Linked DNA regions of Homo sapiens: region 2 is linked to region 1. Evidence: read pairs that join two places in POLR2A ChIA-PET (ENCODE). Cell type or tissue: A673. All regions are shown on one strand. Each heading gives the region's core, and the rest is flanking DNA. Links, peaks and the distances in the headings are about the cores only.

The links. ChIA-PET counts read pairs that join two places held together with the same protein. Peaks named below come from ENCODE experiments on the same cell type or tissue, not always from the same donor. Only the 100,000 strongest peaks of a DNase experiment are listed, where the experiment ranks them.
Region 2: POLR2A ChIA-PET joins it to region 1 with 5 read pairs; 4 of 35 experiments call an interaction of 5 or more read pairs at or near these places.

Annotation. Positions count from the first base shown.
Region 1 is chr14:91,267,099-91,271,442 of GRCh38, forward strand. CCDC88C (coiled-coil domain containing 88C) reads right to left here. Exons shown (of 30, transcript NM_001080414.4): 30 at 4,225-4,344. It also overlaps a transcript of GPR68 not described here. Among named protein-coding and RNA genes, the nearest start is that of GPR68, 25 kb to the left of the region's middle. RefSeq lists cis regulatory regions at 425-1,454, 2,332-2,610 and an enhancer at 1,007-1,301. In A673, for the core only: no CTCF peak of the experiment used is centred there; no DNase peak of the experiment used is centred there.
Region 2 is chr14:91,367,079-91,371,461 of GRCh38, forward strand. The region is part of intron 3 of CCDC88C (coiled-coil domain containing 88C); the gene reads right to left. It overlaps LOC107984673 (a long non-coding RNA gene), which reads left to right and starts at 2,461. Exons shown (of 2, transcript XR_001750858.2): 1 at 2,461-3,634. RefSeq lists an enhancer at 398-477. In A673, for the core only: no CTCF peak of the experiment used is centred there; DNase peaks (open chromatin) are centred at 2,653 and 3,213; H3K27ac peaks cover 614 bases.

The DNA of each region.
Region 1 (4,344 bases), core at 1-4,000:
TGAAGCTATGCTCATTTGTCAGTTGCAAGCCTAGGTTGGCTACAAATACACCAGCAAAAAAATCAATGAGCTTTCTGCAAGAATCAATTGGTTGTATGGATTTTACAATAATTGTTATTGTATGTTTTATTATTTATAAATTGTTACTGATGATAAAGAGTCAAACTCTGGCCAGGTGTGGTGGCTGACACCTGCAATCCTGACACTTTGGGAGGCCAAGGTCGAGGGATCACTTGAGGTCAGGAGTTTGAGACCAGCCTGGGCAATGTAGCAAGACCCCGTCTCTACAAAAAATAAAAAATTAGCCAGGTGTGGTGGCATGTGCCTGTAGTCCCAGCTACTCAGGAGGCTGAGGCAGGAGGATCACTTGAGGTTGCAGTGAGCCATAGTCATACTACTGTACTCCAGCCTGAGGGACAGCGTAAGACCCTGTCTCAGAAGGAAAAAAAAGCATATCCAGCTGCAACTTGGGTATTTCCCAGCCACCAGGTCACACACCACACCAACGCAGAGGGTGGGGCCCTGGAACTCAGGAGGGGGCGTGATCCAGGGTGCTCTCTTAGCCACAGGATCCCATGGTACTGCTGAAGGGGGCTGTGGCTTGGGATTGGCTGTGGAGGTGAGCAGGGTCTTAGCGTTGAAAGCAGCTGATGGAGTAACAGGACCACGGGGGAGAGTGAGGGGAAGGCCAGCATCCTCCGGATGTGTATGGGGCAGGTGTTGGGGGTGGGAATACAAAGAGGCCTCGCTTTGGAGGGGGAGGATGGTGAGCTGTGTTGGGCATGTTGAATTTGAGGTGCGTTTGGGACATGCAAGTTGGAAATCCAGATCTGGGGTTTTGGAGGAGAGGTGGGGGCTGGAGATACAAGTTTGGGCCTTCTGGGAATAGGTGGTAATTAAAGTTGTGGGTATGCCTGGGCTTGATGAAGTATGATCAGGGGCTGGGTGTGCCTTGAGGGGAGCCTGTAGAGAGGACCTAGTCTGCAAAGGGCTGGGTATGGGTGTAGAGCACCTTCGACATAAGTAACTCCATCTTAGAAAAAGACTCCATCTTACATTTAATATGGCACTTCGCCAACAGGGACCGCATGTTTTACCTGATCAATAAAGACTCATCCAACCAGATAAGGACATAAACAAACACACTCTCCACTATCAGTCCTCACCAGAAGACTCTGTGACTATAAAAGGAGCAAGACTTCAGCAGCTTGAAACGGCCGTCTCAACTGACACCATCTTGCTGTCACTTGTGATCAGCACCCAGCATCTCCCACCGAAGGCTCTGCCCACATCAGTGACTCTACTATTTACAACAGCCAAGATGCGGAAGCAACCAAAGTGTCCATCAACAAATGAATGAAGAAAATATTGCATATATACACAACGGAGAACTACTCAGCTGTAAAAAAGAATGAGATGCTGTCATCTGCAACATGGATGGAACTGGAGCTCATTATGTTAAGTGAAATAAGCCAGGCACAGAGAGAGAAACTTCACCTGTCGTTACTTATTTGAGGGAGCTAACAATGAAAACAACTAAACTCATGGAGGTTGAGAGTAGAAGGATGGTTACCAGAGGCTGGGCAGGGTAATGGGGTGGGAGGGGAGTGAGGATGGTTAATGGGAACAAACATATAGTTAGATACAATAAGACCTAGTATTTGATAGCACAAGAGGATGACTACAGTCAAAAATAACTTATTGTACATGTAAAAATAAGTAAAAGAGGCCGGGCGTGGTGGCTCACGCCTGTAATCCTAGCACTTTGGGAGGCCGAGGTGGGCAGATCACCTGAAGTCAGGAGTTTGAGACCATCCTGGCCAACATGGTGAAACCCCGTCTCTACTAAAAATACAAAAATTAGCCGGGCGTGGTGGTGGGCACCTGTAATCCCAGCTACTCAGGAGGCTGAGGCAGGAGAATCGCTTGAACCCAGGAGGCAGAGGATGCAGTGAGCTGAGACTGTGCCATTGCACTCCAGCCTGGGCAACAAAAGTGAAACTCTGTCTCAAAAAAAAAAAAAGAAAGAAAGAAAGAAACGAAACAGCGTCAATAAAAGTCTGACCTTGTGGAAAGACACACGTGTGTGGACCTGGTTATGCCTGACCTCGCGCTGCTCACAAGTGTGGCCAATGTGGAGGGGAGTGTTCTAAATAGGAAGGTCCCTGAGTCAGGGCACCTCCTGAGAAGTGACGAGGGCTGAGAAGTTGCCTCTGGATTAGCGACCTTGACAGGAGCTCTCCCGCAGGACCAGTGGGACCAAAAGCCGGCTGGAGTGGATGGAAGAGTAGGGGGAGAGCCTGAGGCAGCGGGACCAGTCGGCGGGAGGGTGTGAACTAGGGCAGAGACAGCTGGCAGAGGGGAGCGGCCCAGATTCCCACCCCACCCTCAGGTCCAGGATGTGACGTGTGATATGTGGGATGTGAGGAAAGGAGGGGTCCAGCTCGAATCTCAGGCTCCTGAGGCTGCAGAGATGGTCCTGGGAACAGGGGAGCTGGGTTGATGAGGGCAGCAGTCCTGGCCTGAAGGTCAGGAGACGCTGGGCTGGAGGTCACCTCCACAAGCGCTCCCTTTGTAGGGAGGGTGGGGTCAGGCCTGCAGGGGGAATGCACGACAGGAGAGTGGTGGAGGCAGAATCCAGGGCTCTGCCCGCAGCCCTGATGTCCCCGGGAGGGATGAATGAAGGGACGAAGGAGCAGGCAGCACAGAGCTGTCCCAGAGGGACAAAGAAGCGTGCAGCAGAGGCTAAGGGTGCCAAGAAGTGCCTGGCCAGCTGTCAAGTATTGCAAAGGCCACACAGGATGAAGACTGCGGGTGGCCACCGCTCAGTCTGGCTCAAAACAGCATGGATGGCAGTTTCTGTGGAGTGGCCAGATACAAGGACAGATTGCAGAGCCTCGGGGAGAACGGGCAAGGAGGTGAGAGGAGAGAGCCAAAAAATAGGCTTGGTGAGAAGGAAGGAGACACTGAGGCAGCAGCTGGACAGAAAAACATCAGAAGAACCTTGGTCAGGCATGGCCATTTTCATGCCTCCTCCTTCCCTCTCTTCCTCCTCTCCACCATGCATCCGATTTCAGTATCTTCGGCCCCTAAGGTCCAAATTCCAGATCCAGCATTTACTGGTTGAGTAGCCTTGGGAAAATCATAAGGAGCCCCTTCAGGCTGAGCTCCTGTCACGACATGAGATGAACGCCATAGCAAAATGGGGTTCTTCAATTATTTTTGAGATGGGGTCTTGCTGTGTCGCCCAGGCTGGAGTGCAGAGGCACAAGTCCTGGTTCACTGAAGCCTCGACTGCTGGGGCTCAAGTGATCCTCCCGCCTCAGCCTCCATAGTGGCTGGGACTACAGGTGCAAACCACCATACCCCGCTATTTTATTTTTTGTTTGAGACAGGGCCTCACTCTGTCTCCCAGGCTAGAGTGCAGTGGCACCATCACTGCTCACTGCAGCCTCAACATCCCTGGGCTTAAGGGATCCTCTGTCTTCAGCCTCCCGAGTAGCTGGGACTGCAGGTATACACCACCACGCCTGGCTAATTTTTCTATCTTTTGTAGACAATGTCTTGCTATGTTGCCCAGACTGGTCTCCAGCCCATTGCATGCCCCCTGTGGTGGTGGTGACCCATTAGAAAAACAAATAAAATAGGATTCAATTGATGCCAACTTAAACACACCTGAGGAGGGGTGGAAAGCTGTCACCGTACAGGAAATCTTTGTCCTTCACATCTGTCTCTGGTTGCACGTGTAACAGCTTCCCCCACCTAGTGGCAAGGAAAGTGGTGGATTCCAACTGTGGAGGAAGGGTCGCCGGCATGCAGAGGGAGGGGTGCAGGGGGAGGGGTGCAGAGGGAGGGGCACAGAGGGAGGGGTGGAGGGGCGCAGAGGGAGGGGCGCAGAGGGAGGGGTGGAGGGGCGCAGAGGGAGGGGCACAGAGGGAGCGGTGCAGAGGGAGGGGTGCAGAGGGAGGGGCGCAGAGGGGGGGTGGAGGGGCGCAGGGGGGTGGAGGGGCGCAGGGGGGTGGAGGGGCGCAGGGGTAGGGGTGCAGAGGGAGGGGCACAGGGAGGGGCGCAGAGGGAGGGGTGGAGGGGCGCAGAGGGAGGGGTGCAGGGGCACAGAGGAAGGGGAGCAGAGGGAGGGGTGCATAAGGAGGGGCGCAGGGAGCCCCAAGTCCCCAGGGGCCCACCCGATGCTAACAATGTGCAGTGAGGAAAGCCAGAACGCACTTCGGTTCCATTCCATTTTATTACAGTCCTGTCCTTGAGTTCCAGAATGAATGGCTATTTAATACACAACCCCAAACACTCCTAAAATGGATCTTGTTAACATTCAAAAGTCTCCCATTT
Region 2 (4,383 bases), core at 191-4,190, 100 kb after region 1:
AGAATTATTTTTCTCCTTCTAAGTGAAACTGAATCTCGCAGCTTGATATTTTACCAGGAAGGAAGAATAAACGCTGCCGAAAGCCAAGCGTTTAGGCCCACAGGATGCCCCTCATGTGGCTATGAATGGGAGCTGCTAATGCAGAATAAATGAGAGGGAAATCCCAGAAAAGTTAAGATGAACGCCCAGCACAGGCATTCAGGATGAAGGTGACGCTCACGGTTGCCAAGGAGACCAAGATGGTCCAAACAGCAAAGAGAGCCTTCCACACAGCCAAAGCAAAACCACAAAGAATGCCGCTGTTGACCCACACACGCTAACAGTCAAGACTGAAATAGCAGAAGCATGAGTGACGTCGGCTTCGCAGGTGCACCCAGCACACCTCTAGACACCGTCTTCCCTGGTGCCCAAAGCCGGGGCATTTTCTACACCTTTAGGTCTGCTCTGGGGTTCAGATATTCAGAAGACACGTACTGTGTACACCTTGCAGCGAGCAGAGAACTCTCGGCCTGTCTGGGAGGGAGGTAGACAGTGGCAGCACAGCACAGGGAGTACTGCCAAACTGCCCAGACAAGTCTGGGAAGGCTTCCCAGAGGAGACAGCTTCTGAGCTGGGCTGTAGAGAATGCTTAGGAGTCTGACACGTGAGGGACAGAGCCAGGAAATGTATTAACTGCTAAGTGTGGGCAGCAAGTCAACCCTTCGGTTACCCTGAGCATCAAACTGAACTACCAACACTCTCTGCGCTTCCCACGAGGGTGCCCTTCCTCCCACAGCCCCATTACCACCAGATTACCACCTGCCAGACCCTACTCGCCCTCCAAAGCTCAGCTAAAACGCCCCCTCCTCTAGGCAGCCACCTGATGCCGGATGATTTTTTTCTCCCCTGAACTCCTAATGCTTCCTCAGCCCCCTTCTGCGGCACTTTCTACACTGTGCCATGTCAATCAACTCCCCACTCCGAAGTGGCAAAAAGCTGCTAATAGTGACAGTTGGGAAAATTAAATCAGAAAATATTCCTCAAAATATATATTGAGTACACAGTTTTTAAAAACCTCTTTTGTGGAGGAGGTGTCTTCTCTGTCTCTTCCATGTTGACAAGGGAACCAAGATCTGAAAACCTACTGTTCTGCTCTATCACTGCAATGAGGGTGGTTTCTCTGCTAATTCCTGTGCCTTGAAACCTGGAAAATCTGACACCATATTCCTTAAGATTCACAGCCTGTAGCTGTTAACAAAAGTTAAAAACATTTCAGAGGGAAAAAAAGCTTCGAATTTGTTTTAGAATTTTCCATTAGAACTTGTGTAAGTAGAAGATTGAATATAGATTTTTAAAAACATTCCAAAGTGAACTGGTAATGCTGGCTTGAATATACCATGCTTTCCAACTGTAAAATCCCAAATGCAATAGTTTTATGAGCAAACTAAGCAAAAGTAAATTAATTTTAAATTCCTAAACTACAGAAGTGACTTCAGACAGGAAAGGCCCCACACGTATTCCAGTGTTCCCAATGTCTAGTCCAGTGCTCTAGGAGGGGTGTCGAAACCCTGCATCGATTTAACACTTCCAGAAACGGCACGGTGCTGGCTGTGCTTCAGGCAGGTGGGATGCTTTTTGAGGGCCCCCAAGAGAACCCTGTAGTCAGGAGGGATATTCCACAGATCTCCTTTGCAGGTGTTGGAACGTCTACGCTCATGCCACTGATTAACTCTCCACAGGACACATCTCACAACCTCTTCCTGGATTTGGCCAGAAGCAGCCCCTGAATGCACCTCAACAACTTGATGGCCAAAACAAAAACCACCTGACGACCTGGCACTGGCAACCAGCCAACCTCAGGCCCCGTTACCAGAAACACCAGACAGTGAAGAGGTTCCATCTCCTTTCTCCTCCTTCCTCCCTGACATTCATGCGAGGTGGCCAGGACAAGAATTATGAGCATTTCCAGTGGGAGGGAACAGCCGCAGCACAATGTCGCTGATCGTTTGCCAGCAGGGCCTGGAGCAAGACCGGGGTTGGAACCTCAGGCCTGGAGAGCTTCCCTCATAGACACCATCTTCATCACCTCATGCCCAAAGCCAGAGCACTTTCTACAGCACAGGCCCGCCCCAAACCTTCAATAACGACTCACGACACAGCCTGTGGCCCAACCCCAGCCAATCACACCCGCCAGGCTGGAGTGCAATGGCGTGATCTCGGCTCACTGCAACCTCCACATCCTGGGTTCAAGCAATTCTCCCGCCTCAGCTTCCGAAGTAGCTGGGATTACAGGCGCCTGCCGTCATGTCCGGCTAATTTTCGTATTTTTGTAAAGATGGGGTTTCATCATGTTGGCCAGGCTGGTCTTGAACTCCTGACCTCAGGTGATCCACCCACCTCGGCCTCCCAAAGTGCTGGGATCACAGGTGTGACCCACCATGCCCGGCCAATTTTCTTATTTTTTATTCATTATTATTTTTCTTTTTTTTACCTCTGGAACATAGCACATTTTCTAACATAGCCACTGAGAGGAAAACCCAAGCAGTGGTTTGTCCTTGCTGCCTGCACAAAGCCCAGGCCCACATGCTTGTAACTCCATCTGCACAAGAGGCTCTCCTCTCCACCCAGTCCCTCTTCGGGGCGGGGAGTCCTGGCAAAACGAGTGGCAATGAAGTGCTTTTATGTTACGAGGCTGTCATGTAAAGCTGCTGATAGATTCAATCCATCTGTTCCACCTCATTTCGATTAATCCTGGGATCCCTAGGGCCTGAAACCAACTGCAATCTGCACAAGCCCAGGAGCGCCGGCTCCCCTAACAAGGCCACCCGTGTCTCCGTACCCAGGGACCAACTCGGCCCGGCCGAGGCTACCACGTCATCAGAAAACCCCCTCCCACGGAACACTTCCTAACTGCCTGTCCTTGTGGCTGCATTCACAGAAACAAACATAAGTCGGTTCTTTGTTCACAGAAAGGAAAACAAATATTTCCTTTGAGCTGACCCAGGAGGAGGAGAACCGCTGGGAAGGAGCACCTGGAAACTCAAACACCGCAGCATGAGGGCAGAGCCGCTAACTCCTGCCTCTGCCTGTAACCTACTGTGTGGCCTCAGGCAAGTCACAGTCCCTCTCTGAGCCACACCCTCATCTGTACCAGGATCAGGACTCCACAGTCTCTAAAGGACTTCAGTCTCCTTCAGAAGGGGGAAGGGAGGGGCTGGAAAAAGAGACGCTGCTGGCAAGAGAGGCACAGCACATCTTTATGGCGTTAACTCGGCTGCCAGCTCTCACCAGCAGGCAAGTGCCCACGCGTCCAGAAGAACTCAGGGAACCCGGCAGGGAGGGAACCAGAGGATGTTTCAAGTAACCCCAGGAGCTCCTGCCACCTTCCCTTTAGGGCTGGGTGATGCCCTGGATTGCTCTGTGGGCAGACCTGTCTTATCTGATGCCAGGAAGGGCCTGTTCTGAGCCCCTGAGCCAAAGAAGGGGGCGGGGGGCAGCCCCAGAAACACGGGCAGGACACGGCATTCGACTCCTTGGAAGAGAACCTCTGCCCATAAACAGTAGTTCAGGAACCATTTTACAAGAGGAATGCAAGCCGGGTCTCTGCATCGGGCTTTAGGAACGACCTGCTGCAGTGATGCCTCGGCAACCACAGGTGCGGATGGTGGGGGAGGGGAAGGCGGGTCAGTAGGTGGACACATCCGTGCATACAGACCCCAACAGCAGAGGGATGCTGAGAATCTGCATTTTAAAACCAAAAGAGCCATCAAGATTATCCATAGAGTCAGGAAACTGAGGTCCGGAGCAAAAAATGACAGAGGCGTAGCCCCACATTCAGGTCTGGAAACCCAGGTCTCCTTGCACTCCGCCCTAGGGCTCCTTATGCCATACCAAGAAGCTTGTATCCACTCAGCGGTGTCTGCTGAGTGCATGCCATGCCCTGAGGTGTGTGTTTGGGGTGAGGCAGAAGGACTTCAAGGATTAGGCTAAGGATGGAGAGAGCAGGACCCTTTCCCCACAGGACAGCACCTGCAGCAGTTCTGGGCTGCCCTTTCCTCTGTCCCTAAGTCCACCCCTCCTGGCTAAAACGACAGCATCGGTGCTCCAGTGCTTGGAGTTGATATAAGGGCCCTGATTTTATGGCCGTGAGGGATCGTATGACTGTGACTTCATGGTGGTAGAGTACTTTTTTTTTTTAAGCTTCTTGGCAAAGTCAGTATTTTTGCTGATGGATGGAAAAGTCAGTAGTTCTGCTGATGGATAAGCAAGAAAGGGGCAGAGAAAGTGTGGCCAGAGGAAACTACGGTATGCATGCAGGGTGGGCTGGGACAGGCATGACCCCCCCAGCCAGAATGAGTGTAGTGGTCCCATGGGAGGAGCCATGTGCTGTCCAGGCCCAGCCAA